2 separate regions of the Mus musculus genome follow, and region 1 is linked to region 2. Evidence: chromatin loops called from intact Hi-C (ENCODE). Cell type or tissue: left cerebral cortex. All regions are shown on one strand. Each heading gives the region's core, and the rest is flanking DNA. Links, peaks and the distances in the headings are about the cores only. Region 1 holds the start of Kctd2 (potassium channel tetramerisation domain containing 2). Region 2 holds the start of Sumo2 (small ubiquitin-like modifier 2).

Region 1 (15,615 bases), core at 3,172-11,171, 110 kb after region 2:
GGAGCTGCTTCTGGGGTCGCTCAAGGTCATTGTCAGTGACACAGTAAGTTAGAGGCCAGCCTGGGTTACCTCACGCCCTGTCCCAAGAAACAAACCCACATTTGACCTTTCCTCCTGCCTCTCTTTTCAAAGGGTAGGGATTACAGTCATATGCCCTCACTTAGACCTTAAGGGACGGGAGTTATGAGGACCTGTGAGATGGACTTCGGGTAATGGACCTGGTGACCCGAGTTTGTCACTGGATCCCACAGATAGCTCATGTGCGCCATAGCATACACACTCGTGCATCCGTAAAATACATAAAATGTCAAGGAAAAAAGAGTTAAAACTGGAATTTGGTGTGAGGACATCAGAGTTTTGGCTTAAAGAAAAGCTGGAGGGAACGCTCAGTGGTTAGAGCACTGGCTGCTTTTCCAGAGGACCCAGATTCAATTTCCAGCTCCTTTGTGGTCGCGCACAACTGTCTGTAACTCCAACTCCAGGGAGTCTGCTACTCTTGTCTGAAAGCCAGACACGTGGTGGGCAGATATACAAGCAGTCAGAACACTCATACACATAAAAACAAAATACTTTAAAAAGCACCCAAGTGTTTAGACAATGGGGGAAATCTGAACAAGAACTAGCTATTTACGTGATAGTGTGGGTTTGTTTCTTGGGACAGGGCGTGAGGTAACCCAGGCTGGCCTCAAACTCAGAAATCTGCCTACCTCTGCCTCCCTAAGTGCTGGGATTAAAGGCGTGAGCCACCTCTCCCGGCTTCGGAATTTTTATTTTTTATAGCTGTGATATTGCTCCTGTATTTGAGAGGAATGCCAGCTGAAGTAACGTTAGCTCGAAGTAAGACAATATCTGCAATTATTTTCAGCAAAAAATGCCCCCAATAATATCTGCATAAAGCAAAGACAGAGGTTAACAATGGTCACGTGACAGTAGATGGTAGGTAAGTGTTCAGTACTTGTTCAGTTTTAAGATTTTTATTTTTATGTAAATGTGAGGTGTGTATGTGTGTGTGTGTGATGGTGCCCACAGAGGTCAGAAGAAGGATTCTGGGAGTTGGGAGCCTCCTGACCAGCATGCTGGGAAAAGTGAGGGCTTTTTCTTTTTTTTTTTCATTATTTATTCAGTCTATATCCCAATCACAGCTCCTGTAGCCTCTTCTCACCTGTTCCCTTGCTGATCCCTGTCATTTCTGAGAAGGGGGAGGTCCCACCTAGGGAAACAACCCACCCTGGCACCCCAAGTCACTGCATAACTAGGTACATTCTCTCCCACTGAGGATCCAGAGGCAGACCACAGAGTTAGGGTAAGCCCCCTGCCTTGGTTGTTGGGGGATCCACATGAAGACCAAGCTGCTTAAGAGTTCCAGTTGCTTCCCGCCAATGACAGCCTCATTCCCTGGTGCCAACAGCTGGTTCTGAGGTAGCGCTGGTTCACTGTGGTATTTCCGTCCTCACCAAGCCTGGGGACAACAGTGCTGAGTGCCCCTCCACAGTACCCCCTGACACTGCATGCAGGTTGTATGTTCAACCTCTTCTCATTGCTACCACCCAGGGAAGGGCCGCTGAACCCAGATCTGTGGCTGTGGTGCTCAGCCCCAGGAAACTGCACTAACCGGTTGCCTCTGGAGTGACTCTGGGACTGGTCAGCCTGTTCACTTGTTTGTGTAGATTCCCCCCCTCTTCCTTGCTGCAGCCCCCACAAGGCCTTTAAAGGCGTCCCTTAATGCCAGCCTGTGATCAACATCTGTCGCCTGGTTCCTTGAGCCTCCCCACCTGCTCAACCTGCCTCTGCCTGGTACAAAATAGGCACCTGGTCACTTCTCTTCAGGAGCCCCTCCCTTATTCGTCCAGCTCTATCCTCAGCACTCCTGGGGGCTTTTCAGCTCCAATGAGATGAAAGGGAGGAGGGAGAGGGCCCTGCACGCCTCTGGCAGTTCTAACAGGGCTCTAAGATGTACTCCAGAACAGGTACAGGAGACTTGTTTGCTGAAAGCAGCCAGGTCATCACAAGATGACCACTGGAGCCAGGAGCTAGCAAAAGCACACACGGTCCAAGGCCCAGTGCTGTTGCTTATCTTTATTGACAAAAAGTCACAACACTTCAGACTTTGTTCAGACACATGATCAGCCAGTTACGAAGGGCATGGGAGAGTGACTGGCATGGTCCCAGAGACATGGAACGAAGGCCTTACTGGAAGGTGTGGGTGTCCCTTTGGCCTACTTCCTTTGCATCTCTTATCACTCCCTTCCTACACCTTTCTGACAGCCAAGAAGTAACTGAGAAATGGAGTCACTTGACAGGTAGGCTGGGTCCATCACCACCAAGGAGACCAGAGGAAAAAGACCTGGGTGGGACAAAGAAAAATGCAGAAAGACACTTCCATTTGACAGTCCTGAGAACAGAGGGGCATGTAGGTCTTGGGACATCGCCATGTGACAGGGACCTCTATCTGCAGTGATCAGCCAGACTCTCTAGCCGGGTTTTCAGAAGCAGAGTGGTTCAAGGAAAGCTGTGAGCCCCCTCTGTTGCCTGGAGCACAGGACTGTTAAAACCACACTAGGCAAAGCTAGGGAAGCAACGACCCACCGTCCAGGACAAGAGGGCCGTGAATGCCTGGCTCTGCGTCTAGGCTTGAGGCTCAGCAGTGTCCTTTGTACAGAACTAGCTGGAGCTTTCTGGAATGTTCAGTGACGAGAACACTTACCAGGTGCAAGACTGATGACCCATGTCTGTCCCATGCCTGTACTGCCTGCCCCCTAACCCTCTGCACCCCTTGCTGAACATGGAGGCAGTGTATCCGTCCAGACCACTTGGTGTGGTTCCAGAAAAGCAGAGGGATAAGGGGGCTCCCCCAAGGTGAGGGAACAAGCGGCTCCAAATGAATTCACTGCTTTGTCCCCCAACTTGACATCACTTGTGGGTGGGGCCAAAGCTCCCTTTTCTAAGCTCTAGCTCTCTGGACAGAGCAGCTTGCCCCATGCCCTTCAGTTTCCTTGAATATAACCACCCACCCTTTCTGTTTTTCTGAAAGTCGATAGAATCGACACCTCCTTTGGAAGGGGGGAGCCACTTCTGAAGGCAGACCATCTAATATGGTGTGGTTGATAAAATGTTACAGCCACTGGACTCCCGAGGTGACAACACTAGTTGACATGCAGGGGGCCTGAATGGGTGCACTTCTATAGAGAAGTGATGACTCTTGGAGAACAGGGAGCCAGCTGGGCACGGTCAGCCACGTGAGGAGACAGCTCAATGCTGCCTTTCCAGAAGTCGCCATGGTGGAGCCCGTGGGTAGCAGCTGTGCTACAGAATGGATGCATAGATTTCATATCTCCCCCTATTGAGACAGGGTCTCTATGTAGACCAGGCTGTCCTTGAACTTGCAGAGATCTGCTTACCTCTGCTTCGCAGGTACTCGGATGAAAGGCAATAGCCACCACACCCATCGAATGCAGAAAACTCTTGGTGTTGAAGGTGCCATGAATGCTTGGCCTGTGTTAATCCAGAGACAGCCTTACCTGTCTTGTGTCACATGTCAGTTTAAAGTTGTCTAGGATAAACAGACGAGACCCTGGCCCCTCTGTCTTCCATAGGAGAGGAGAATGTAGTTGTGAGTTCCAGGCTGAGGGCCTCAAGAGGCTTTGCAGTACCCTTCATAGAGGCACAGATCCCTGCCTGCCAGCATCTCCTGCCCAGGAGATGGAGGAAGTACACAGACTGCCACCACGTGAGTGAAAACACACACACACACACACACACACACACACACACACACACACACACACACAGAGCGGGGGACGATGATGCTGAAGAGCTAGATTGTCGCAAGAATGAAGGAGAGACACAGGTATCACCTATCAGCGCATGTTCAAGAGACAACCACAAACACACCACCACTTTTAGCTATGACAATATGACACATTTGGCAGCGTCCACAGAACAGCCTTCCTCACCCCAAGCCATTACAGAGGCCCACAAAGTCCTTTCTCTTTGGTCCAGTTCAAGAAGCTGGGGGAGGAAGACGGGGTCAACCAGGTAGGAAAAGGCTGCAGAAGCAGTTACAGCAACTGCTCAGTCCCGATGTCCATCTAGCACGGCTTAGGATGCCGCAGCCTCAAACCTCTGGGTGAGGATGGGCTACGAGGGGCCTGGCTGAGAGACACCAGGTGATCCACTCGTGGGACCAGGAACAGCAACTCCCACGCTCCAACCACACTACAGGACACCTTATCCTCCTGCCTCTGAGGCTCTGTTCATAGGATTGTGGGTCCTTCAGCAACTTTGTTCTGTACCCAGAACTTGGGTCCACCACACTAACACGGAATGCCCTGCCCAGGGAAGAATGGTCCAAGCAGCTGCTCATGTCCATCATGGCGCACGCAGGCTGAGACCAGGCACAGCTCAGGACAAGCCTTCTTCCTCGGCTCAGGCTTTTAGAAAAGCATCTAGACTGTTCCAGGGAGCTAGACCTTACTCCTTTCCCCCCAACTCCCCACAAGCTCCAGCCAGGGACCCATCCCAGATGCTGTTGTGAAGGTCTGTTCTAACACTGGCTAGAAAACAAAAGCAGGTTTCTGAAAAGGGACCGTGCAGCCAGAGGCGCACTGTCTTCATCCAGGCGGTGGGGCTCCTCTGGCTTGGCCGGCCGGACACCACTTCTCGGGACCAGGCGCAGCTTTGCTTTGCAGTAGCTCGGTTACTGTACAGGTGCAGGATCTCCGTCGCAGCTGCTGGGCCGATTGCTCTCTTGCCTTCAGGGTTCTGAAACTTCAGACTGTCCGCTTACATTCGAGAGCCTCTCTCCTGAAGAATCTAAGTGGATGGGGGAAGACAGAGTCACCTGAGTAACTGTTGGGAGCCAAGGCCCATGGGGTCGGGGTGCAGCTCAGGGGTGGAGCTGTACACAACCTGGGCAAGGCTGGGTCTCCAGCACCAGATGGCTGCAGGGATTTAAGTCACAGGAAAGCTGATGACAGTGAACAATTTTAAAATGATTTAAAACCTCCGGTAGTTGCTTCCTCTGGGCCCTGTGGACAGCATACAATCTGTTGTCAGCCTATCTAGCAAGGCAGGCTCAGAGCCTCTGCTCACTGGGTACCTGAGTGCAATGGGTTCTCTTGCCAGGTACAGATGACCAGAAGGTTCTGTGCTGTTAGACCAAAGTTTTCCAAGTTAAAGAAAGCGGCTCACAGTCAGCACACAGGTTCTTCACAAGTGTGTAGTGTGTGTCTGCAGGGCACTGTGTGGAAGAGAAGGGAGGAATGGATTGTCAAGGAGCAAGGCAGACACTACTTGAGTCTAGACACAAACAAGAGCCTTCACCATCCTGACAGGATACAAACCTGCCCTGGTCCAGGCTCAGCTCCCATCAGCTTTTCGAGTGTGGCATAAGTGTGCACATGTGTGGGTGTGCATGCAGGGTGGCGGCCAGAGTGGAAACGGCTCCTCTTGCTCTGTCACTCTGTCACTCTCCACCTCCTTTTGTTTTCCCTTGGGGACGAGGGCTCTCACTGAAGCTGGGGCTCACCAGTCTGGCTATGCTTGCCACCTCCCCAGACCCAACAAATCCTGATTTAAATCCAGCCTCTAGCAGAGTGTGGTGAGAGGAAGCTCGTAGCTGCAGAAGGAGTGGAAGAAAGCCAGCAGCAACCTGGCAAAGCTGGAGAGAGCTGGGCACAGGGAGGCAGAGGACAGCTGGGGGAAAGAAGCAGTGTCCTACCTTGGCCTTTTCGCTCGGCTCTATGACGATGCCATTGGTAGAATTATTTAGTTCTCTGGAGACAACACAGAGGAATTCTGCCTGGTCTTCATTTCCATAGTTATAGGAAGAGCCAATGCTGATTAACTGACAAAACACAAAGATGGTGGATGACTCTGCAACCATACAGACAGGACCTAAGAACACTCAAGGGCAAAACAAACAAACAAACAAACACCCCCCCCCCACAAAACCAAATCAAACCACAAAACCCAAACCAAACCAAACCAACTTCCTTGCCACAGAACCCTCCCCTCCCTCAACTGGACTTTGTAGCTTTATCCTTCAGAGAATAAACATTCTCTGAGGTAGGATTAAACGGATCTCCAATCTAGGGAGGAGAAGCCAATCATGAGGAAGACGGGTCTGAGTTCTATCCTCTCCCCCTCACCCAAGCACTCGACACCATCCCAAAGGCATCAGGAGCGTCAGTAATGTAGTCACTGCCTGTGTCCACTGAGGTACGCCACCAAGCAAATGAGCCCTCCTCAGCCCCACCTGCTCCCACTCGTACTTTCTCTAGACAAGAGACTGAACACAGAGACGTGGCAGTACCAAGAGAACCACTCTGTGGCCACCAAAAGTCACAAGCCATGGTATTCTTAACCTTCTTGGAGACACAATCCAGCATTGAACTCTAAAGTGGAAGTGCACACAGAGGAGGCCGGCAGAGAGCGAGTGTAGCCTCGTAAGCACTCACAGCCTCAAGCCGGGTCCTCCTGTCGCAAGGCTGGGGTGCCCCACACTCCCCTTTCTCATCTACACCTTGGAGACAATAAGAATAGACTTCACTCTCCCTTAGGACATCTCCACTTCAGGACTAGAAGCACAGCTCATTAGCAGGGCACGTGCCTGGACTGCATGAGGCCACAGGTTCAAACCCCAGGACTGCGATAACATAAAAGTCACATTAAAAACCATCTATCACCTTCACAAAGAAAAGCCACGCATCTATTTTTACTTTAATTTTTTACATGTAATTTATAAAAATAACTTCTGCTTCAGATTATGCTCCAGGAAAAACAGCCGTGACTATAAACGTTGTGCAGCATTTGGCCACCCACAGCTGACTGGGAACGAGGGACCCATGTGACAGTGGGACTGATCCTGAAGGGAGAGAGGGACCTCTCTCTCTAGCTATAAAGTGACAGCCTTGATACAAGCTGTGGCTTTTGTTCCTTCAGTGACCTTCTGGTGCCAGGTCAGCTGGCTCTGCAGCGCCACGTAAACGCAGTCACCTCCAGACAAAAGCTCACTCCCTTCACGCAGGCTCCCGCCCCAGGGCTGAGGCAACAGGAGATGCACTAGGCTGCCACCTAATGGAAGGAAGTGGTAAATCCAGATTCTCAGGGGCTTTCTGTTCAAATGACCCCCATTCTAAGCACAAGGCATAGGAAGGGAAAGAGAATGCTGGGAAATGACCCTGCACACTCGTGTGTCTGATCCCCCACAGCACACTGCGATGCACACACCCAGAATTATACGGCTCCTGTTGAAGCCAGCCTTCTTTAGGACTAACAGAATGGCAGAGCACTTCTGACAGGAAATCTCTGAGGCAGAGACAAGCAAAAGGAGGCGCTTCTGAGTCTTTCATGACATACCGGCACTGCCAAGTTCCGATTCCGGATGTGAAGCCAGAAAAGCCTCGGTCCTCTTCCCAGCCCTCCCCAGCCGCCTGCCCGGCACAGCACTGAGCGAGCAATGCACACCAAGGAGCTCTTTTCTTTGAATGAAAATAGGGTCACACACCTCACTCACCCCCACCTCGGGGCTACTGCCTGGCTGGTTGTGACTCCCTGAGATGACATGCTGGGGTTGCTTCTCTTTGAGCAACATACCTGTTCAAATTTCCAGCCATCAGACATAGTGGAGACCATCTGCGTGAGCTCTTCCTCTTGACACTGCAGGACCCTGTACACGTGCTTCACGGGGCCCTGCAACAACAGGCCGACTAGGTCAGCAGCGTGGGGGCCCCCAGCAGGACCCACCGCCCACAGTTGCCTGGGAGTAGGTTCTCAGACCACCCACTACCTCACTCTCCAAACAGCACCATGGGGTGCAGGAAAGCTCACCAGCTACAAGAACAGAAAGCAAGGCAACGGACAGCTCGTGTGACAATAGGAAAGTCACTTTTTATATGTTACTTAGATGCTAAAATACGCAATGTAATTTTGGTGCTCCAGACTAAATATAAATGGTTATGGAAATTACCTTTTGGAAAAGCTATTTTTATTTATGTGTATGTATGTGTATGGCATGTGTTTGTGGGTGTCCGTAGAAGACCTATGAAGATGTAGGACTCCCTGGAGCTGAAGTTACAGGTGGCTGTAAGACACTCAACACAGGTCCTTAGCCAGTCCAGCAGGGACTCTTACCTGCTGAGCCAGCTGTTCAGCCTCATACTGTCTTCTTTTTGAGACAGGGTCTCACTATGTAGTCCTAGCTGTCCGGGAACTCATTATGTAGAACACATTGGCCTTGAACTCAAGATTCATCTTCCTCTGCCTCCCAAGCACTGGGCTAACAGCATGCACTATCACACCTGGCACGTCTGTCGAAAATGTCCTGGAATTCACTGTATATCCCAACCTGGTCTCAAACTCCTGATTCTGCCCTGTTTTCATTTCCCATGTGTTGGGACTACAGCATGCTGCCTGCCAATGGCAACTTTGTATTAATATATTGTCACATCAAGAAGAAAACACACACTCTACAGATACTCATTAGTTTCCCTTTGCTGAGGCTACCAGGAAGCTGCCAGTGTTTAACAGTATATTCCTGTTACAGAGGTGTGAGACAACAAGAAAGAAACATTTATTTTCTGTCTGCATTCCTGCCTAGCTTCCCCATGGCCTAGGATTTCCTGAGTAACTGTGGTGGGTGTGGAGCACTCAGAAAGCTAAAACAGGAGGGCAGAGAGTCCAGGAGAGCTAGGGCTGTACAAAGAGGCTGCATGTCAAAACTCTAAGAAACATAAAAAGTGTCTTTTGGGGCTGGGTATGTGGCTCAGCAGCGGAGTCACTGTCTAGTACTGTGTGACCCTGGCTTCCACCCTAGACAGACACACTGAGAGGCAAAACCATAAACCAGAGGATAATGACTACAACACAGCTCTAAGACAGGAACACCCTTCTTTGTAAATACAGACAAACCGCTGACAACCCCTTTGGTTCTAGCCATTTATTTGCCTATACATTTTGGAAGCAATCAGGGCATCCCAAAATCTGTGATATTGGCCAGAGTGGGCAAAGTCCCTAGGATCTAAGCTGCCGTTGGCTCTCTTTTTCCTCTTCCAGAGTCAATCCTCCTGTGCTCCAAAAAGAATCAAGACTAACTACCAAATAAATACACAAACATACATGAACAGAAAAGTATTTAGAAACCTGTCAGACACCGAGAGAGAGAGAGACAGACAGACAGACAGACAGACAGACAGAGAAGAGACGAGACCACGGCAAACACGGGCTTAGGGACCCCACACCTCGGGCTCTGCTTGAACACCTGCCTTGTACATCTGGCAGTGCACAAGTTCAAAGAGGTAAGATCTAGAAATCTACACAGCCAACCAACTGAATCTGAGAAGACATAGACAGGAAAGAGGGCACCTTTCAATATTACTACCATCCCACTTCTCAGCGTTCTCTTCATGAAAAGGACAGATGGGAGATCATCAACATAAAAGGCCCTGGCTTTCCCAGAACCAGAAAGCTTCCAACTGGGTGTCTGTCGGTGCTGAAGCCTCCGAGCCTGGAGGGCTGATTCAGTAACTGCTGCCGTCAAATAGAAACCCTAGGATGCTCTCAAGGGAGCAACTCATTGCCAGGGATGCAGAGCACTCAGGCTCCAGGATTCGGGTGGCTTCAGATTACACAATTCAGGGTACCATAAAACTTCTACTAAGCACTCTTTTATTTTAGATTGTGGGAAGCTGGGGGTAAAGCTAGACTTCCAGGACCTCTATTACTAAATATCTACAAGGCAAGATGCCCTGGGGATGGAAGATGGCCAGAAGTAGAGAGCACAGGGTCCTGTTTCCCATCTACCAAGTAGAAGTCTACTGTGGACATCAACAAAAAGCCTTCTAGCAGACAGAGTAAGCCTCCCGTCTTTGCAAACGCCTCAGAGGAGTGGCTAAGCAGCTGATTGACCTTTCTTTAATGGGAAGACACCACTTGTCATCAGACAGGTGGCTATGGCCGTTCTTATACAAAGAAGAGAGTCTTTTCTCTCTTGCTAGACTCCAAAGTTCTTGGGAGCAAAGACCCTCCCCTGTTACAAAATCCCAAGGGCTCCCACCCACAGAAGGAAGGGCTCAGCACTGATGAAGGGCTGGGAGAAGCTGGAGTATGCCCCACTCTCTGCCTGCCTTACAGGAGGCACTTTCATTATCACATCTAAGTCGGTATAAAAACCCAAAGCTGTGAGAGCATGAGGCTGAACATCGTGTTCTCCACAGCACGACTCAGACGCTTCTGAGTGGCTTGTAGGCTTCCTCTGAGGGACTCATGCTCCACCAGTAAGAACGAGCTCTCTGGGCTGCAATCCCAGCACTAGGGAAGCTGAGGCAGGGGAGTGCAAGACCTCGCTGGGCCCTTCCCACAGCCACTGTTGAACAGTACCACTATCCTGAAGGGCTGGGGCTGCTCTGTCTCCTCCGCTCCTCAGTTCCCACTCTGAACCAGCCTGGCCCTCCAGCCCAGAGGGCAGAGCATCCTTTTCACATCACAGACAGACAGACAGACAGACAGCTGCCTGGACAGGTTTTGTCCTTAGCAGTTCCAGACATCTTACTTGTGAAGTTCTGTTCTCATTGTCTCGTATCCTTTCCTTAACCAGCCGCACGAGAGATGCGATATTGTAAAACTCTGCTTCTTCCAGCACACCTAGAAGAAGGACCAGGCTGTGGTCAGAGAGGTGTGAGCCCAGGGGGAACAGCAAGGCAAGGCTTGCCTTCCAAGTACTGCATTTTCCAAACACAAATCTCATCTCCCCTTCAGCCTAGGAAATGTAAATCTGACTCTGTTCTCCAGGGCTTGCCCACAGAGTTCACACTGAGGGGAATCAAACACAGGGTGCACCCTCCCGTCTCACCCGTCCTGCTCACTATGTCCCTATGTCACCTGTTCCTGGAACCTGCCACACTGGACAGTTCCCAACCCTGCAGCCTTTTCTTGTTTTCTCTAAAAAGGACAGATTGATAGAGACATGTATATTAACTTACACGTTTAATAGGATAATTATTTCAGTCAGGCTGGGCAGTGGCAGAAATCTTGCCTCAACTAATAACAAACGTGTGTGTGTGGGGGGGGGCAATCAGTGGCTCCTCTCGTGGTAAACAAAATCAAAGATTTTAGATAGAGTAATTATGGGATATCTGCTCCTGAGCTAGGAAAAAAAATGCTCTAATGAACATTATTACGATTGAGAAGCTGGGAAGGGGTGCAGATAAACAATCAATATCAAATCTCCTGAGCTGTTAAGGAGGATCATGCCAAGGTCCTGGTTTTAGAGTAACACAGAGAATTATTATTACTTTTTGAGACAGGGTTTTTCTGTATAGCACTCCCTCTGTAGACCAGGCTGGCCTTGAACTCAGAGATTCACCTGCCTCTGCCTCCCGAGTGCTGGGATTAAAGGCGTGTGCCACCACGCCTGGCTGAGAATTATTAAGGAACAGAATTCAAAATCTAGCCTCAAACAGTTCAGAAGTAAAACCTCTTAGGAGACTGAGGGAGGAGAGGTAGGGGTAGAAGCGCCCAGGGGACAAAGTTTAGTGGCTTCAAAACCAAACCAAACCAAACCAAGCCAAATAAATGACCAAAGCTGGTGAATCTTGGTAAAGGAAACTTTGTATTAGTCATGCTTTCTTTTTCTAAGCCCAAAATTATTTCAAAATAAAGTGTTTTCAAAATTATTTCTGTCAATTATTTATTGTTGTCAGGTGTGGTGGCTTTAATGCCTTTAATCCCAGCAGCAGCAGCAGCAGCAGCAGCAGCAGACTCTGTGAGTTCAAAGTCAGCCAGCACTACAGACTGAGGCTCTGTCTCAGAAAAACAAAGGAAACCACATTTATCCATTTGTGGTATGGGTGAAAAGGAGGTCAGAGGACAATTTGCTGCGTTCTTCCTTTCCTCCTATCATGGGTTTGACAGGGACTGAACTCAGGTTGCCAGGCTCGGCAACAAGAGCTATTACCTGGTGAGTCACTTTGCTGGCTCAACGAAGTTTACTGTTTTTTTGTTTGTTTGTTTGTTTTGTTTTTATTAAAGACATAAAAAGATCATTAAGCGGCTACCAGCTAACACAATGTGTGTGGAATTTATTACGCCTTTTCCTACTTCTTATGTATGCATCTGAAATGATTTTTTTTTTCCACACAGGGTTTCTCTGTGTAGCCCTGGCTGTCCTGGAACTCTCTCTGTAGACCAGGCTGGCCACTTGCTTCTGCCTCCTGAGTGCTGGGATTACAGATGTGCGCCACCACTGCACTGCGTGATTTGTTTTAAAAGGGCATTTATAGACAGACTCCCTTCAGGGAGAAAGAGTAAGCAGGGAAGGGGCCATGAGACAGAGAATGGGCAAGAACGAACAGTTCCTCTTTCTGGACCCAATGGAGCTGCTCCTGAGCCACTTCACTAATGAGGGTTTCTAGTACAAGCTTTGCTATCCAAAGGTACGGGTTCTAGATCAGGGGCCCTGGATTTAGGAAAGGACTCCAAATTTCCACTGGATGCCTCCAGAGACCAGGCAGTCCTTTTACATAGAAGCCTAGACCCACTTACGATCCAAATGTCCTACAAAGTGGAATGACAAGGAGCCTGCGACACGCCTGCCTCACAGTGAGTTGGAGAGTGAATCAGGTCAGCTGCACGACTTCACAGAGAAGCATGAGACCAGAGTCTTAGGAAATGAGGTCAGGCATTTATTAACATTATTTTCACAAGTCCAAAGGAAAATGGAAAAATGAAAACACCTGGCTGACGAAGACGTGGCGCTTCAGGCACTCACCGCAAATATGACACATGTGATGGGGACACAGGTTTACAAGCCTAAAGCAGATTCTGCGAGCGGAGCAAGCCGGCTCCACACTACAGCTGACCCAGCTCCGCACAGCCTCCTTCCAGGCGTTTGCACAAGCCCGGGAGCTGGAGGCTACCCGCTTACTTTCACTAACTCTCCCACCTGCGCAAGCTCAGGGGCGATCCCAAACCAAACCGGAAGTCCTCGAAGCAGCTCTAATCAACCACAAGTCTGAAACCAGACAGGTGGCCTTACCTTCTTCTGCCAACTCCTTGGTAATGATGAGTTTCCCATGGCGGAGGTAGTTTAGGATAGGACCAAAGTAGGTAGGGTCTCTGTCAATCAGATACGCTCCAGTCTCGTCCTGTCAACCGAGCACAGCCAAGCAACATTTTCTAAATAGCATTTCCCTAATCCGCCGGGGCACTCAGGCAACAGTCACTATGTCAGCTAAAAACCATTTATTTATTTATTTATTTATTTATTTATTTATTTACTGAGCCGGTTTTGCTACAGTTTGCTTATTTTAAACTATTGACCAGAGGCTGGCTTTAAGATCATTTCAGGTCAGATGTCTTAGACGCACAGTCACTCCCACTGCCCAGGCCTTTATTTACTGGGTAGACCCACATTCTGTTAACATTCTTCTGTAGGGTACCAGCTACAGGGAGGGGATGAAGGAAATCTCATAGCTGTGTTAAGCGTTCTGACTCCTTCACTGCCCCTGGACTACAGTCCTAATTCTGAGAAAACTTCCATTCTATTGGCAGTTCTCCTGAGCCCAAGGCCAACATCAGTGGGAGTCTGCACTGGCAGCTGCAATCTCACACACCCTATCTCTGTGCCCAGAGGAAGCTTGGTACTGCCAGGACTTGGCTCAGAGCAACTTTAATCCTACTCATCTTTACAGTAAAAGAAACAAGAAACTGGCTTGTGTTGGCCATAAGGAAGATTTAGGGTATATAAAAATAATTCCCTATAAACAGGAGTTCTGGAATCTCTTAAGGTTCCCATCAATTTGGTATCAGAGAACAGATGAAACTGATTAAGGGTTTATGCAAGTCTACTAACCATGGGAGTGCTTTATGGTATGGATGCGTTTGAGAGTCAAAGGTCAACCTGCAAAAGTTACAGTTCAAACTGGAAATGAATGACGTCTTGCCACTGCTCAACCCTGTGTTTGACGCTACACATTCTCTGGGTCCTAACCTATCAGCCCATCTTTCCAAGGAGTGCATTTACTTTCAAAAATGTACCGAAACGGTGACTGTTACGGCACAAAAGGTCTGGGACCAGGATTTTATCACCACCACAGGATGTATCACAAGCACTTCCTGCAGCCTTCAGTAGTGGACGCTATCATTAAACCCCGAGTTTAATACCACTTTACACAGGGATGGAACAGGACCTGAGTCCTCCGAAAGTGACCAAGATGTGGTCATTCACCCTGACCCAGTTCTGAATGCATTTGGCACCAGCAGCAGGGGGCCGCCCGGGAGCCAAAGAAAAACTCATGCAGATCTGAGAAGGGGTGGTCCCCAGGAGGGGCAGGGAATGTGACAGGAGCACGAAGGGGGCTCCCGTGGGTGCAGGTAGACAACTCCACGCAGGAGCAGCTGAGAAAAGAGCGGGGTGCGAAGGGAAACCGGAGTGTGCCTGAAGATGGGGCAGAACTGGGACGGGAGATCATTCTGAGGTGGCCAGTGCTAACTCGGGGGGAAGAGAGTGGACTCAAGTCCGGGTTTGCAGGACCCGCTGGAGGGAAACGCGTCCCAGAGATCGGAGCACCAGCCTGGAATGGGTCCCAACACCCGGGGGCGCGCCCGAGGGCGGGGCGCACCTTGTCGGAGTCCAGCTCCGGGTCCTCCTGGCAGCACAGGCGGCAGAGGAAGGACTTGGGCTCCCGGCCTAGGGTCTGTCTGGTGGTCACGAAGTAGGTACCGCCCACGTTGAGCCGGACCCAGCGGGCGGCCCCGCCGCCTCCCGTCCGCTCCGGAGGTCCGGGCCCGGGCTCCAGCGGCTGCGCGGCGGCGGCGGGCTGGCGGCCGTGTCCGCGGGGTGTCGGGCCCGCAGGGCGAGGGCTGGGGGGTCCGCGGCCCGAGCCGCCGCCGTCGCCCATCGCACTGCTGCCACCCCCTCCCAGCCCCGCCACTGCCGGGTCCAGCTGCAGCTCCGCCATCTTGGGCCGCCGCTGCCCGCGCGCCGCCGGGCCGGCCGACTCCTCGGCGGGGAGAGCCGGGCCGGCCCATCGGCGGGCGTGGGGCAGGGGGAAAAGGGACCCCGACGGCGCAGGCGCCGCGCCCGCCTTCCAGGACGGGACTCCATGCTCATTGGCTGAAGTGTGACATGAGACCCGCCTATTGCTCGTTCGGATTGGCCAAGGAGAGAACTTCCGGCAACTCTCTTCCGTTCCTTGCTTGCTGGAGAGAGAGCACTCCGCCGGGGGTCGGTGAAGGTGAGTGGGGTCTGAGGTGTTGGGTCGAATCTCCACGGACTCTTTTGTATTGTATTCCAGACCTCGCTTCCACACTTGTTCCAGCTCCACGGAGGACATCGGGCCTTCGAGCTGCCCCGCTAGCAGAGCGCCCGAGGTCACTGCTTTGCCCTGCTCGCTTTCCCGCGGGGCGAGCCTGGGGCCTGGCAGTGACTTAGCCAATCACCGTGAATTTAGATGTTGCCACAGACTTTTGTCTCACACTGTGTGGCGATCTCAGGAGTGGAGTTTAGGGGTCGGGAAAGCATCACAGAGTTAGGGTGGTAACTTTCAGAGAGGACAAGACACCTAGCAGACTTCAACTCTACGTCCTTCCCTTCGAATGGAGGATTCCTATTCCTCA
Region 2 (15,615 bases), core at 3,030-11,029:
GAAGGTGTCTGGGTTCGCTGGGCCTCAGAGGAAGTGAGACACCAAGCACAGAAGCAAAGCAGTGGGAGGCTTGACTTGCGTGTCGACAGGACACAAGAGGACTGATGAGCTGTGCTCGCATGAGGCTGTGGGCGCAGGCTCAGGGCCTGCACGGGTTCAAGCCAGGAGTCCCAGTGCTGAGAGCAGAATGCGGACGTGGGCTCCCATCCCTGACGAAGGAGCCGAGAACTCCAACTGGTGCCTGGCAAGAGCATCCCCGCTCGTGACTGCCGAAGTGCTGAAGGAGCGGGCATCCCCACCTGTGGAGTGGAGAGGGCAGTGAGCGTGGAGACTTTGACCTTTGAGGACATGGGTGTGGTCTTCACTTTGGACGAGTGGGCTTTGCTGGATGAAAGTCTACAGAGATGTGAGCGAGGAAATTTTGAGGAATCTGCTCTCTACAGAACAGATACAGGGACGCTAGAACCTTGAAGATAACCACACAAATCCCTGCAGACTAAGAAGTGAAGTGATGCCCAGTCTAGACAAACATAAAGGCGGTGAAGGTGGAGAACTCTTCAGCCAGATTGTAAGCACAGTTGTGAACAAGAAACCTCTTCCTGGAGGAAGAAGATTTGAGAGAGAAGGAAAAAAAGTGATTTAAGGTCTATAAAAGGAATGAAATGCTTCGGACTTCTTCCCCTTGCTACGCTACTGTTGTATTAAGACTTGAAAAGTTCAGAGTTTTAACATTAATCAATGGAGTTCTGATAAGCCATTGGTCTAACTCTGGTAAAGCTGTCTGCTACATGATCCACTGTCATCGTTATCACAAGCTCAAGATTTGAAATTTCCTTTGGTTGTCTTCTAAATATAGACTTAATAGTGCTTCTCAATGTGCTAAATTTATGTAACTGAGACGCCTGGATAGAGGGAAGAAACCCTGTTTGATTTTCATGGTCTGAAAATCAAGATCAAGTGAGTGTTTGCTCCTTCTGCTCCATGGAAAGTTTCTGTCTTCCCAGAGCTCGCCTTAAAGAGTACTCATATTTTATCCCAAAATTATTTCGCAAGTCTCTGCAAGTCTGTCCCCGTCTCAGATTACAAACAATGGTGATTGTGACATCTGAATCTTATCTCTTTCTGTAAGCTTAGATTCTTATAAGCCTTAGGGAATCAACTTGAGTCCATCTTTTATGGGTCAAATGGACTCCAGATAAGGCTGTCAATCAACAGCCTAAAGTCCCCCACTCATTGCCTATTCCAGGGGGTGGGATTCTTCCCCATTTCCCTGGTTTTGGGATTCCTATCTTCTAACTGTCAAGATCATGGGCCTAAAAGAATGTACACCCAGGAGAAAAAACTTTTTAAATTAACTTTATCTTCTGCCTCTATGCATGTATGTTTGTATGTATATATACATCCAACATCCTGCCAAGTCCAGGTATTTCCTCAAAATCTGCATCCAGTACACCTTCTAAGGTAGCTAGCCTCAGATGGTCCCACAGAGCCTAGATAGCAAGTAAAATGGCCAGCTCTCCCAAGAATTGGCCAATATCCAAAATCCTTAGGGTCCCCAAAGATGTTGATGCCCCTAGATGGCAAGAGGCAGTCTAAAGAACACAACACCCTATTCCTCCCCTATCACCCCTTCCTCCATTTTTAATTAATCAAAAGGGGAGGAATGCCAGTATATAGGCAACTCCAAGGGCCTTCTCTCAGGGACATGGCAACTGCTTATGTCATTACCTGCCCCAGCAGCCCCTAGGTACATCAGGGTGTGCTTCCAATAAAAAAGACCAACCGAGCTCTCTCTCTCTCTCTCTCTCTCTCTCTCTCTCTCTCTCTCTCTCTCTCTGTTCTTTGTGTGGGCCCCCTCCCTCTTTCTCCTCTCTCTGCTCCCATGGTTCCCTCCTTCTGTCTGTCTGCAAGTCCACTTGTCTGCAACTATCTCTTTTCCAGGTCCTCACACCTCTCCTCTCTCCCAATAAACCTCTTTTACAGCAAATCTGTTGCATGGTATAATTTCTCAGGGGTACACCTTGGCTAAGGCCCACCAAAGATACCCTCCAACCGTGTTATGTTCCATAGCACTCTCCAGCCTTGTTTTGTTTGTTTGTTTGCTTGCTTGCTTATTTATTTATCTTTTTATCAATTACTTGGGCAGTTTGCACATGTGCCAAATGACAACTTGTAGGAATTGGTTCTCACCTTCCACCAGATGGAATCTATAGAAATTGGGCCATCAGTCGTAGTGACAAGTACCTTACTTACCTGCTGTGCCATCTCTCTGGCCTTTTGCAGATATTAAATCAGAAGTTTTCCAGGTGCTGGAGTTGACTCCCTGGGCATAAGCTATGCTAGGAGACTGTGCAGGAGAGACCCTCCTCCCCAGCCCCGTTGCCTTCTCTCTTTTTTTTTCCCTGAGTTAGACTTTCTCTGAGTTACCTAGAGTGGCCTTAAACTCACATGTAGCCAAGGCAGGCCTCAACCATGCGATCCTTTTACATCCTTCCAAGTACCTAGGATACAAGACTTCACTGTATGTCCATGCTCTGCATGTGTGTGTGTGTGTGTGTGTGTGTGTGTGTGTGTGTGATTTATGTTTTTTCCCTGTATGTAGGCTGTGCACTAAGGGCATGCAATGCAGTGCCCTCAGAGGCCAGAAGAGGCCTCTTAGGTCTGGGGTTACAGACTATGTGGGTACTTCTAATTGAACCCGGGTCCTTTGGATGCTGGAGCCCATTACCAGTGAGAGCCATCTCTCCAGCCTCTCTGTGATTTCAGTAGTTCCCTAACTCCATTTTGCAGAATTCTCATAGGCGTTTGCTCGCACATATAAATATGCATTTTATATAAACTTCCTCTCTCCCTGAAGGTGATTTTGAAGTTTGTCATAACCTTGGTGGGGACGGGTATTTTATAAAGAGATTCATGTCTCTCTGATATTGCATTTAAACAATCTTTGTATGCTAATGAGGGTAAGCTAAACAACATTTGTCTCTGAAGTTTTACAAGATATTTGGTGGCAAAAGCCTGAAGTTTAGTAGAGCCTCACAGAACAGAGAAACATCTTTTTCCCTTTCCCAGTACCTGTCAGACATCCACCATCTTCACTTCCTGCCGGCTCTTTGATATTGCACAAAGTATTTAACATTTTCAAGACTCAGTAGCAAATACTTGCTCCGTTCACTTGGATGCTTCAGGAAAAGATGCCCATGCCTTTAATCCCAGCTCTTGGGAGGCAGAAACAGAGGCAAGCGGATCTCTGACTTTAAGGCCAGTCTGCTCTCTAAGTTAGCCAGAACTACAGAAAGATATCCTGTCTTGCCGGCCAGTGGTGGCCCACGCCTTTAATCCCAGAACTTTGGAGGCAGAGGCAGGTGGATTTCTGAGTTCAAGGCCAGCCTGGTCTACACAGTGAGTTCTAGGACAGCCAGGGCTCTACAGAGAAACCTTGTCTCAAAAACAAAACAAAACAAACAAACAAACAAAAACAACAACAAAAACCCAAAACAGCTGGTCTTGGTGGCACACACCTTTAAATCCCAGCACTTGGGAGGCAGAGGCAGGCGGATTTCTGAGTTCAAGGCCAGCCTGGGCTACACAGTGAGTTCCAGGACAGCCAGAGCCATACAGAGAAACCCTGTCTCGAAAAACAAAACAAAAACAAACAAACAAAAAAACAAAACAACAACCCTCCTATCTTGAGCTGGAGAGATGGCTCAATGGTTAAGAGCACTGACTGCTCTTCCAGAGGTTCTGAGTTCAAATCCCAGCATCCACATGGTGGCTCACAACCATCTGTAATGAGAGCTGATGCTCTCTTCTGGTGTGTGTGAAGACAGCTACAGTGTACTTATATATAATAGAGATAAATAAATCTTTTTTTAAAGAAAAGAAATCCTGCCTTGGAGGCTGAAAAGATGGCTCAATGGTTAAGAGCACTGACTGCTCTTTCAAAGGTGCTGAGTTCAATTTTGGCAACCACATGGTGGCTCATAACCATCTCTAAATGGGTTAAAATGCCGTCTTCTGGTGTCTCTGAGGAGAGCAACAGTGTATATATAAAACAAAACAAAGGGAAAAAAAAAAGCCTTTGTCTTGAAAAACAACAAAACAAAACCATTAAGAAAGGCCCTCTCAGGGCTGGTGAGATGGCTCAGTGGGTAAGAGCACCAGACTGTTCTTCCGAAGGTCTGAAGTTCAAATCCCAGCAACCACATGGTGGCTCACAACCATCTGTAACAAGATCTGACGCCCTCTTCTGGAGTGTCTGAAGACAGCTACAGTGTACTTACATATAATAAATAAATAAATCTTTAAAAAGAAAAAAAGAAAGACCCCTGCCTGCCCCCCCACCCCGACTGTGAGTTATTAGAACTTTCATCTTTATTTGCATTTCTTTGTATCTCAAATGCCAATAAGATCTTACATATAGTAATAATTTCTTTCTTTTTTGTTTTTGTTTTGTTTTGTTGGTGTTTCAAGACAGGTTGTTTTTTGTTTTGTTTTGTCTTTGTTTTGAGACAGGGTTTCTCTGTATAGCCCTGGCTGTCCTGGAACTCACTTTGTAGACCAGGCTGGCCTTGAACTCAGAAATCCTCCTGCCTCTGCCTCCCGAGTGCTGGGATTAAAGGTGTGCGCCACTAAACCCGGCTCAAGACAGGGTTTTTTTTCTTTACCATATATATATGGCAAATAGACATTAACTTTTTTTTAGTTCTTTTTTAAAAAGATTTATTTATTATTATACATAGGTACACTATAGCTGGCTTCAGACCCATCAGAAGAGTGTGTCAGATCTCATTATAGATGGTTGTGAGCCACCATGTGGTTGCTGGGATTTGAACTCAGGACCTTTGGAAGAACAGTCAGTGCTCTGACCCACTGAGTCATCTCACCAGCCCTAACTGGTTTTTTTTTTTTTTTTTTTTAAGTCAGGGTTTATAGCCCTGTAGACCAGGCTGGCCTTGAACTCACAAAGATCTGCCTGCTTCTGCCTTCTTAGATCTTCTTAATCCCTGGCTTCTTAGATCTTCTTAATCCCTGGCTCTTATTGTAACTCTTGCTGACCTGGAAGACATTATGTAGACCAGAGAGATTCTCTGCTTTGTGAATGCTGGGATTAAACGTGAGGATACCTAGAACTATCTAAAGTGAAGTTTTTGTTTTGTTTTGTTGGTGTTTCAAGACAGGTTGTTTTTTGTTTTGTTTTGTCTTTGTTTTGAGACAGGGTTTCTCTGTATAGCCCTGGCTGTCCTGGAACTCACTTTGTAGACCAGGCTGGCCTTGAACTCAGAAATCCTCCTGCCTCTGCCTCCCGAGTGCTGGGATTAAAGGTGTGCGCCACTAAACCCGGCTCAAGACAGGGTTTTTTTTTGTTTGTTTGTTTTTTGTTTTTTTTTTAAGATTTATTTATTATTATATGTAAGTACACTGTAGCTGTCTTCAGACACACCAGAAGGGGGAGTCAGATCTTGTTACGGATGGTTGTGAGCCACCATGTGGTTGCTGGGATTTGAACTCTGGACCTTCGGAAGAGCAGTCGGGCGCTCTTACCCACTGAGCCATCTCACCAGCCCTCAAGACAGGGTTTTGTTTCTGTAGTTGGTTAGGTAGTTGGTTAACCTGCTCTAATCTCCCTGGCGGCTGGTGGCAGGAGTTCCTTGCTTCTGGCCTAATGTGTGGATTCTTGAATGAAAGACACAGACATACACACACACACACACACATGTATGTAGCCTTATATTTAATACAACTTAATCCCTCAATGGCCGGGCTATTCCCAAACTTCCAAGTTGCTACCCCCATACTCCTGAATTATTAAGATCTATATTCCATCTTTGCTACCCTAGACTCAATGGGGGGGCACCCCTGGGGCCCCTCTTTCCAAGTGCTTAGATGGTTGTATGCTTTCCCTTCAGGGGCTCTCCAGCCTGGATCTCACCCCCCTCCCCGCCATGGCGATTCTGAGATTCTGTCTCTTTGTCTGTCCCCTGGGAATCCTAAAGAGTTCCTCTCACCTCTGTCTCTCTCCCCAGCCATTTGCTGCTGGCAAGTTTATTCACCAATCAGAACCAGCTGGAGGCAGGGTCCCTTGGTGTCTCACATGCTGGATTCTCATTCCATGTTGGGAACCCATAATGCAAGCATTAATACAAATCAGTGACAGGGTCTCTCTGTGTAGTCCTGGCTGTCCTTGAACTCAGACATCCACCCATCACTGCTCCCTGAGGGCTGGGATTGAAGGCCTGTGAGGCACCACTGCCCGGCAAAATGAAGTATTTTAGTTAATTAGGATTTACTAAGGTTGATGTGCATCAGGGACATAGGCTTAGAGCTATTTAGAAGCCATAGCTTTGGGGGCTGGAGAGATGGCTCAGTGGTAAAGATTACTGACTGCTCTTCCAGAGGTCCTGAGTTCAATTCCCAGCAACTACATGGTGGCTTTGTGTCTGAAGCTACAGTGTATTCATAAGCATTCATCTTTCTTAAGATTTATTTATTATTATATCTAAGTACATTGTAGCTGTCTTCAGATGCACCAGAAGAGGGCGTCAGATCTCATTATGGATGGTTGTGAGCCACCATGTGGTTGTTGGGACTTGATTTAAAAAAAAAAAGTCACAGCTTTGGGGCTGGTGAGATGCTTCCTTGTTAGAAAGTCTGATAAGCTGACTTTAGTCCCTAGAACCAACAAAATGGAAGAAAAGACCAAAGCCTACAAGTTACCCTCTGACCTCCAGATGGGCACACAAAGACAGGGTCTCACTGTGTAGCCTTGGCTGTCAGCCTATCTGGAATACGCAAATACACACAGATCTGTTTATCTTGCTTTCCTAGTGTAGGGATTAAAATGACTTGTGTCACTAGGCCCCGCCCAAAAGAAGGAATTTTTCTTTTTCTTTTATTTATTTATTCATTTATTTATTTATTTATTTTTGGTTTTTCGAGACAGGGTTTCTCTGTGTTGCCCTGTCTGTCTTCTTTTTAATTTTTATCTTTTTGTTTTTGTTTCTCAAAACAGGGTTTCTTTGTGTAGCCCTGGCTTTTCTGGAACTCAGTCTGTAGACCTGTCCGGCCTAGAGCACAGAGACCCACCTGCCTCTGCCTCCCTAGTGCTGGGATTAAACACCTATGCCACCACAGACATGCAAGGAGGATTAAAAAAAAAGTTAGAAAAGGAGAGTTTAGAAAGTAGATGATATTGGAAGGGATTCATACGTCCCTGTAGAGGAAATATAGTAATTTTTAAAAGTCTATACTAGCTGCAGTGGTGGCACATGCCTTTAATCCCAGCACTTGGGAGGCAGAGGCAGGGGGATTTCTGAATTTGAGGCCAGGCTGGTCTACAGAGTGAGTTCTAGGACAGCCAATGCTATACAGAGAAACCCTGTCTCGAAAAACCAAAAAAAAAAAAAAAAAAAACAAAAAAACAAAAAAACCCAAAAACCAGAAAAAGTCTGTACTAAAACTCAAAGAAACAATTAAAATAAAGTTTAATAAAGAAAAAAAGATTAAGGTGTGCTACCACTGGCCTAAGGTGACAGAAAAAAAAAGCCTGTTTTGTGCAGAGTCGAAGGGAGTTGAGTAGGGGTGAGAAACGGGACGTATTACTGGTTTCAGCAAAGGTGACCTTGTGGAGAGTTCTAGTGGAGCTAAGAGGACAACAACAGATTGCAGTGGATTGAGGAGTGAGTGGGAGTTGAGGGGGTGGAGCAGCTGGCATGGGCATTTTTTCAAGCTGTTTGGTCGAGAAGAAGCACTATGGTGGTAATGTAATCGTGGTATTTCCCCCCTCTGTGGGAACACAGTAGTAGAAGAAAATACAGGGGTACAGGAAATAAAAACACCAAGTGAGAGCCACAGGGTGGCATGCACAGCAGAGGGCAGGATTTTCTTCAAATGCGAGGATCCTACTCCTACTTTGTACTGGATTAAGGGACGAAATGATTGATGGGCCCGTGAGCTTCAGGTTGGGTCGGCTCCCCTGATGGACTGTGTTCTCTGGAAGTTGGGAGGCAGGCCACAAGCAAGGAATCCTTTGAGTGGCTATAAGAACAGTTTTCCACAGCAAGAGTAGGGTTCCCAACAGGTTGGAAGACATTTGAGGCTCCCGGGTGGGAAGCTGGTTGATGGGGAAGGACGAAGGGACTGGGAAGTTTGATGTGCAGGGGGGAGTTGCATTTGTCCTACTGAACAGGAGTTTTTCTCACAACCCGCTGCTGCTTTTTTGATGGAGATGCCCCCTTCTACGTGGAGTTGGCCTTCCGTTCTCGACCTAGGCTCACCCCACGTCTAAGGCCACGCGCCTTCCTGTCCTCGCCGAGGACCAGCTGGAAGCCATTTTGATTATGCTCCACCAAAGAAGGAGGACAATACAGCCCCGCCCAGAGCCAGGCGCGCCCCCGCGGCGGGACTGGTGCGCGTGTCCGCGCCTCTTCCCGCCGACCTGGCGGGCGCCTGGCCCAGGCGGCGGAGGCGCGGGCCGTGGGGGGGAGGAGGAGGGGTGGTTATGTAAGCGTTGCGCGCTCCCGCGAAGCGGCAGCCAATGAGAAGCCCCGGATGCTCGTGCTCGCGCACGCAGGGCGGGGGGAGGGAAGCGCACGACGTGCGCGCGCCCTCTGCCTCGTCCACCGCTGCCGCCTCCTCCTGCCGCTCCTGGTGCTGCTTGTGCGCTCCCTCAGTGCGGACCCGGTGCCTCTTTTGTGAAGCGGCAGCTGAGGAGACTCCGGCGCTCGCCATGGCCGACGAGAAACCCAAGGTGAGCTCGCGGCGGCCGGCTGCGCCTCACCGTGCGGACCGGTGGGTGGCGCGGCCCGGGGTCCGGCCGAAGCCCGCCGCGGGCTTCCCTGCCTGCCCGGGGCCCCCCACGGGGCCAGCGGCGGCTCAGGCCCGGCGCTCCGCGCCATTTTCCTCTCTCGCTCTCTTCCTCCCGCCCGCGCCCGAGGAGGCCCGGCGCCCTCCCCCGCCCCCAGGCCCTCGGAGCGCGCGCGGCGCGGCGCGAGGCGGGCAGGCGGCGCTTCGCGGGAGCCCGCGGGCCCGGCGGCCCCGCGCTGGCTCCTCGGCGGCGCCCGGCGCGTGTAAGGAAAGCGTTGGGCGCGCGGGGTCTGGGGCGGCGGCGAAGGCGGGAGTCGTGCGGCCCGGGGTTTCCCTCTCGGGGCTGGGGCCGCGCCGGATCGGTGGTGTGTGCTCCGGCAACCCCGAGTGGGGGATTCCAGAGTCGGTCCGGCTCGAGGCCCAAGGGGCCCGCGGGGGAGGGGCTGCGCTCTCCGCCGTGCGCCCAGAAACCCGCACCCTGGCGGGAACCATGTGGCTTGTTGTGGTTGGAGGCTTAGGTGCGAGCAGAGAGACACGGGCTCAACTTGAGAACGCGCCCTCGGAGGCACGGGCTACTCTTGGCTGCGGACTAGGGGACCAGCATCAGTCCAGGGCAGGGCACTCTCTGGCCCCGACTCTATTTGGAGGGGGACACAGGATGGACGAATCGAATCCTTGGACATAAACATTTGATTTGCTGAACTGCTGTTGGGGTTGCAATGTACGGGAATACTTGCACGAAGACTGTATTGCAGCCATGACAGCAAAGGAGAGGGGGAAAATAAGCTCTGAACTGAAAATGAAGCAGTTATATAGTCGAACGTTAATCGGAAGATGTAAAAAGGGAGACTCGGGATATCCCTCAGTTGAGTGTGTTCGGTTTTTTTTTTTTAAAGATATGTTCATTTGATATCATTGAGCAGAGTTTGCTAACTTTTATCAAGAAGGTAGCAGTAAAATTTGAAATACAAGGTATGGTTTTCTCACTCCCACCCCAAACCGACTCTAGTAGTTGTAGCTTTGAAAAGAGAAAGGACACTGGTGTTTATGGGAAGCGACAAATTTGGGCGATGACAGGAAATAATGCCATTTTAGAAAATTTAACCTCAGATGCATCACAAATTATGCAAGGAGTTTCTAAGTGTATTGTTGCCTTGCTAGTATCAGTGCTTCTGTACCAGACTTGTAACACTTTGTGCAGGGTTTCTGATCTTTCAGCCCAGGGGCTGGGAACAGCTGTATGCTGTTGGAGAGCCTGAGAGAAACCTGTTGATTCTGAAGCGTTCGGGCCCGCAGCTTCTTTAAAGGTGTTTGTGTTTCACAGTTTCCAAATTACACTCTTATTTTTCTTTCAACAGGAAGGAGTCAAGACTGAGAACAACGATCATATTAATTTGAAGGTGGCGGGACAGGATGGTTCTGTGGTGCAGTTTAAGATTAAGAGGCATACACCACTTAGTAAACTAATGAAAGCCTATTGTGAACGGCAGGTGAGGAATTGATAAGTGTACTTCCACTTAATAATCCATGTACACAGCCGAATTAGGAGTAGAAAATGTACCATCACAGTATTGCATGACTATTTTTGTTAAGATGCATGTGATTATATTGTATGTACATTTGCAGGTAGGTTTAATATTATGATTCTTGTGCTAAACCAGTAATCCCTCATTAGATCCATAAGACTACAAGTTCCCAAGGAGATGTCTGCACTTGAATGAGGGGGGAAAGTGGATTAGTATTTGGTGGGGTTTTTGTTTGTTGTTGTTTTTTCCCTTTTATTATTTAGACAATGCATTCTGTCAAAATATTTGGGTGTGGTAGTACACTCCTTTATTCCCCAGGACTAGAGGCAGCCAGGAATACACAGAAACATACCCTGTCTCAAAAGAGAATTTTAGCCAATTTCAATTTGGGTATTGCAGTTTTTCTGAAGTATGTGGATTTTAGCACACACACACCCCAAACACACTTTTTTTTCCCAATAATTGTAGAGGTCATAGTATGGTATATGCTAAGCCAGATTACTGTATCCTAAGGAAGTTGCCTACCCAACCCAGAGGTTAGAAAATTGTAATCATTTTTGAGAAAAGCATGAACACTTTCATTTTTTACTATGAGGAAAACTCTTAAGAAGAAATAGAAAATTCTGTGTGATTTGGGTGTTGGGTTTTTGTCATTGCTTTGCTGGCTGCCTAGAACATGCTATGTAGACTAGACTGGCCTTGAACTTGGGCCGTCCTCCAGCCTCTCCTCCTCAGTGGGGTAGCAAGCCCCACTGATTTGCACAAATATGGAAAATCAGTGCAGGATTTATTAGAGCGTCCCTTGCAATGCTAAGTTAATAAAGCAAGGGCAACTTCGAAGATGACAGTTCTCTTTCCCACACTGGTTCGTTAGCTGTAGTAATAGCAGAAGTAGGATTTTTCTTGTTTTCTAAGATGTGAAAATTGTGGAATTCATTTTGAGTTTCAAGAAGGCCTCATTTGTGGTTAGATTGGCCTGGAATTCTGTTAGGAGTATAGGCATGTGCCGCCATATTTTCTGTTTTATGCCCCCTTTATAGTACAATAAAGAACTGCCTCCAGACTTGTTTAAGTTCCTGTGTTAGCATTTTATTTATGTCTGGCCTGAAACTCACAGAGATCTACTTGTCTCTGCCTCCCAAGTGCTGGGATCAAAGATGTGTGCCACCACATTGCACGTTTTATATTCTATAACTTTTTGAAACAATCTCCCTAAAGAATTAGTCAACAAAGAAATTTGGGAAAGGGTCCTTTTGAGGTGGCTCTGTGAGCCTGATTGTACCCAGTCCTGAAGCCCACAGTAGGAGAGAGCCTCTGACTTAAGAGTTGAAGTTGTCCTGGGAGCTGCCTCCACTCCTGTACAAGACTAGAATCTCACATGCCAGGCAAGCAGTCTACTAATGACCTGTTTGCCAGCACTCGACATGCTTCCACACACAAACACTTAGTCAAGTTTAGGGATCAGCTAGGGAATAGCCATAGTGTAGTGATGGAGCATTTGCCCACCATGAGGAGGCCCAGGGTTCTGTTCCCGGGTAGAGGTGGTTACCAAAGGGGTTTACTGTGTGGCATCTTCCATTGAACATTCATCACCCACAGGTTTGCCTCTGCCTCCCAAGTGCTGGGATGAAAGGCGTGCACCACCACGCCCGGCTTAAATATTATGAAAACTTTAAATATTAGGTATTAGAAAAGTAATTCGAGGTGCGTTAACTCATATTTCAACATTCAGCAGGCTGAGGCAGGAGAATTACAGAAAAATCAAGGCTAGTCCAGGCTATATAGCAGCAAGGCTTTGTCTGATAAAAAAGAAAGCAGAAGAAACTGGGTATGCTGGCTTACTCTAACCCCAGCACTTGAAGGATAAGGTGGTAGAAATGCTTAAAAGTCATTCTGTGCCAAGTGGTTGTGGCACACACCTCTAACCCCAGCAGCACTCGGGAAGCAGAAGAGTTCAAGGCTAGCCTGCTCTATAGTTCTAGGATATCCTAGAACTGCACAGAGAGACCTTGTCTCAAGAAGCCAAAAAAAAAAAAGTGTCAGGGTGGAGTTAGGGTAAGAATCTCAGTCTTATTATACCAAGATTTTTATTTTTGGTAGTACTGGGTATTGAACCTAAGGCCTCATGCACACGGGGCTATCACTTTTTAATTTCAATTAAGAGGGAGTTACATGTGTCCCATAACTGGTTTCTTAAAGAGTTAGAGGTAGAGGCTCGGTGTGGTTTTAACACCTTTAGTCCCAGCACTTGAGAGACAGTCAGATTTCTGTGACAAGAACAGCCAATGCTACACAGAGAAACCCTGTTTTTGAAAAGCCAAAAGGAAAAGAGGGCAGGCTCACTGTATAAGAGCCAGAGGACCTGGGTGTAGTTCCCAACACCATATGGCAGCCTACAACTTTCCATAACTCCAGTAGCAGATCCAACACCATCAGACATATGCAGCCAAAACACAATGCATACAAAATAAAGATGAATTTTTCTTTCTTAATAAGGATGTGGCCCTGGGGTCTGTTGATAAGAGTTGCCTAATAATGTGCAAAGCTCTGGGTTCTGATGCACTGAACAAATTTGATGTAGCACTAGAGAGGTGCAGACTGGGTTAGGAAGTAAAATGACATGCTCCTCTATAAAGTGAGTTTGAGGGCTTTCTAAGACCCTGCCTCTAAAACCTGAAGTAGGTTCGAGCTATCAAAAGTCAAATTTTGTGCTGGAGATAAAATTTACTGTGTTTGCCCAGCAGGCACATAGCCTCAGCTTTTTAGTCCTTGCCACTAAAAAACCAGAACGCTAAGTTCCAGGCCAACCAAGGCTTCACAGTTACACTGTCTTGTTTTTTGATTGGATTTCTAATGCTCATGATCAAAGGGGCTTCTGTGTTCACGTCTCCTAACAGTGAGCTGAGCTGAGCTTCATCTTCTGTCAGATTATGCGTCCCATCAGACCCCAAGCTTGTCCATTCTAGCTCCTTTTTATTTTTCTTTTCTTTTTCTTTTTTTTTTTTTTTTCATGGTTTTTCAGACAGAGTTTCTCTGTGTAGCCCCAGCTTTCCTGGAAGTCACTCTGTAGACCAGGCTAGGAGATGATCTGCTTCTGTGTCCCCAGTACTGGGACTGTAGGCACCACATCCCTAGCTTGGAGTCAGTTCATCCCATCCATCCACTTTTCCGTGGGTCCCAGCGATTGAACATGGGTTGCCATCTTGCATGGCAAGCCCTTTACCTGCTGAGCCATGCTGCCTGTCCAGACTTTAATTTTTACCTCTAGGAATCTTTCTGGAATCCCCATTCTGTACTGTTGAATCCAAAACGCTAGAATCCTTAGTACTATTGTTAGCTCTATCTTCAGATACTGATCTGTACTTCATATCTGTGTTGATAATAATAGCTAGAAGCCATAGGGTACAGTGACTACTTTGCTGTAAAAGAGATTACCCACATTTTGAAAATGTAGTTTAAAAAATTAAATGCCTTAATTTCCCCATTTTGTTTTCTTTGGTGTGTTTTGTCTTTTGTCTTTTATTATATTTTTATTTTTTTGTTTTTTGAGACGGTTTCTCTGTGTAGCCCCGGCTGTCCTGGAACTCACTCTGTAGACCAGGCTGGCCTTGAACTCAGAAATCCGCCTGCGTCTGCCTCCCAAGTGCTGGGATTAAAGGCATGCGCCACCACTGCCCGCTGTGTACTATTTTTTTTTTTTTTCCTTTTTTTTTTTTTTGGTTTTTCGAGACAGGGTTTCTCTGTATAGCCCTGGCTGTCCTGGAACTCACTTTGTAGACCAGGCTGGCCTCGAACTCAGAGATCCACCTGCCTCTGCCTCCCGAGTGCTGGGATTAAAGGCGTGCGCCACCACGCCCGGCTTACTATTTTCAAGTAGATCATGTATATCCTATGCTAGTCTCACATTTGATACTTTCCTCCGGTGCTGCTACTATTATAGGCAAGTGTGTACCATCTTGGTTTTGAAATAGGTTCATTAAGAAACACAATGTTTATCTGCATAGAAAATGTTAGCATATTGGGGAAGTTTCATAGATACAAGAAGAGAGGTTGAGTTTTTCGTGATTATATGCTATTTGCTTTTTAATCTCTTGTTAGGGTTTGTCAATGAGGCAGATCAGATTCCGGTTTGATGGGCAGCCAATCAACGAAACAGACACACCTGCACAGGTAAAAATATCTCTACTTTTAGGAAAGTTGTGTTTGTGTGTGTGTTTGCAAATTTTTACACATGGGCATGTGTGTATGTGCAGAGGCTACTGAGGACATCAGGTGTCTTGCTCTATTGCTGTACGCTTTAATCTTTTGAGGCCTTTTTCTGAACCTGTCTATCTTGTGAATCCAAACTCCAGTCCTTCTACTTGCTAAGAAGCTGCTGTTAGCCACTGGTCTATCCAGCCTTGGTTTTATTTATTTATTTTTTTTCAGACAGGATTCTTCTGTATAACCTTGGCTGCCCTGGAACTCTGTAGATAGTCTGGCCTAGAGCTAACAGAGATCTTCCTGCCTCTACACTGGCCTCCCAAGTGCTGGGATTATTTTTAAAGCAGCTTTGTGTATGAATGTCAGTGTTGGAGTATTGAATTATAGCCTCTTCTTTCTTTTAATTACTGTACCAAGTGATGGGAAGTGATGGGTTTCATTGTATTCCCCCCCCTTTTTTTTTTTTCTTTTCTCTTTAGTTGTTTGGTTGGTTGGTTTTTCAAGACAGGGTTTCTTTGTGTAGCCCTGGCTGTCCTAGAACTAACTCTGTAGACCAGGCTGGCTTTGAACTCAGAAATCCACCTGCCTCTACCTGGGATTAAATGTGTGTGCCACCACGCCCGAATCTGTGTTCCCCCTTTTAAAGACTTATTTACTGTGTTGAGTGTTTTCCTTACATGAATGTGTGTGCTGTGTATGTGCTTAGTGTCTGAGGAAGGCAGAAGAAAGGGCATTGGATCCCAGAATAGAGTTACGATCTGTGCACTACCACATTGGTGCTGGGAATTGAACCTTTGTTCTGCAGCAGCAGCTTAACCTCGGAGTCGTCTCTGCAGCCTGTTACTGGCATTTTCATATGTATTTGTTTTGTTCATTCTTTCTGGTTCGTCTGTTTTCCCTTTTGTTTATGCAAAATCAGGTTTGACTGTTTTTCAGTCTCAAGCTGACCTGGAACTTGTGTGTCTTAGGACAGCATTGGGACTACTGATTGTCCTGCTTCTCCTTCCTGAAAGCAGAGATATCATCCTCCAGCTGCATTTTCTATGTGTTTGGTGTTGGGGATTGAACCCAAGGCTTCAGACAT

What was found. Peaks named below come from ENCODE experiments on the same cell type or tissue, not always from the same donor. Only the 100,000 strongest peaks of a DNase experiment are listed, where the experiment ranks them.
Region 1: a loop joins it to region 2, with 2.6 times the contacts of the local background. A loop is called at or near these places in 2 of 42 quality-filtered maps.

Annotation. Positions count from the first base shown.
Region 1 is chr11:115,419,510-115,435,124 of GRCm38, reverse strand. It overlaps Kctd2 (potassium channel tetramerisation domain containing 2), which reads right to left and starts at 14,999. Exons shown (of 6, transcript NM_183285.3): 1 at 14,619-14,999; 2 at 13,034-13,142; 3 at 10,550-10,641; 4 at 7,597-7,692; 5 at 5,720-5,845; 6 at 3,851-4,812. The coding sequence starts at 14,957. The coding sequence ends at 4,783. Atp5h (ATP synthase, H+ transporting, mitochondrial F0 complex, subunit D) reads left to right here and starts at 15,206. Exons shown (of 6, transcript NM_027862.1): 1 at 15,206-15,233. In left cerebral cortex, for the core only: a CTCF peak has its summit at 7,064 (motif pointing left); DNase peaks (open chromatin) are centred at 7,032, 7,319, 7,812, 10,192 and 1 more place; H3K4me3 peaks cover 386 bases; H3K27ac peaks cover 2,990 bases.
Region 2 is chr11:115,529,229-115,544,843 of GRCm38, reverse strand. Sumo2 (small ubiquitin-like modifier 2) reads left to right here and starts at 8,614. Exons shown (of 4, transcript NM_133354.2): 1 at 8,614-8,746; 2 at 10,161-10,292; 3 at 14,427-14,498. The coding sequence starts at 8,726. In left cerebral cortex, for the core only: CTCF peaks have their summits at 6,536 (motif pointing right), 7,855 (motif pointing right) and 8,762; DNase peaks (open chromatin) are centred at 7,708, 8,509, 8,926 and 9,263; H3K4me3 peaks cover 2,402 bases; H3K27ac peaks cover 2,181 bases.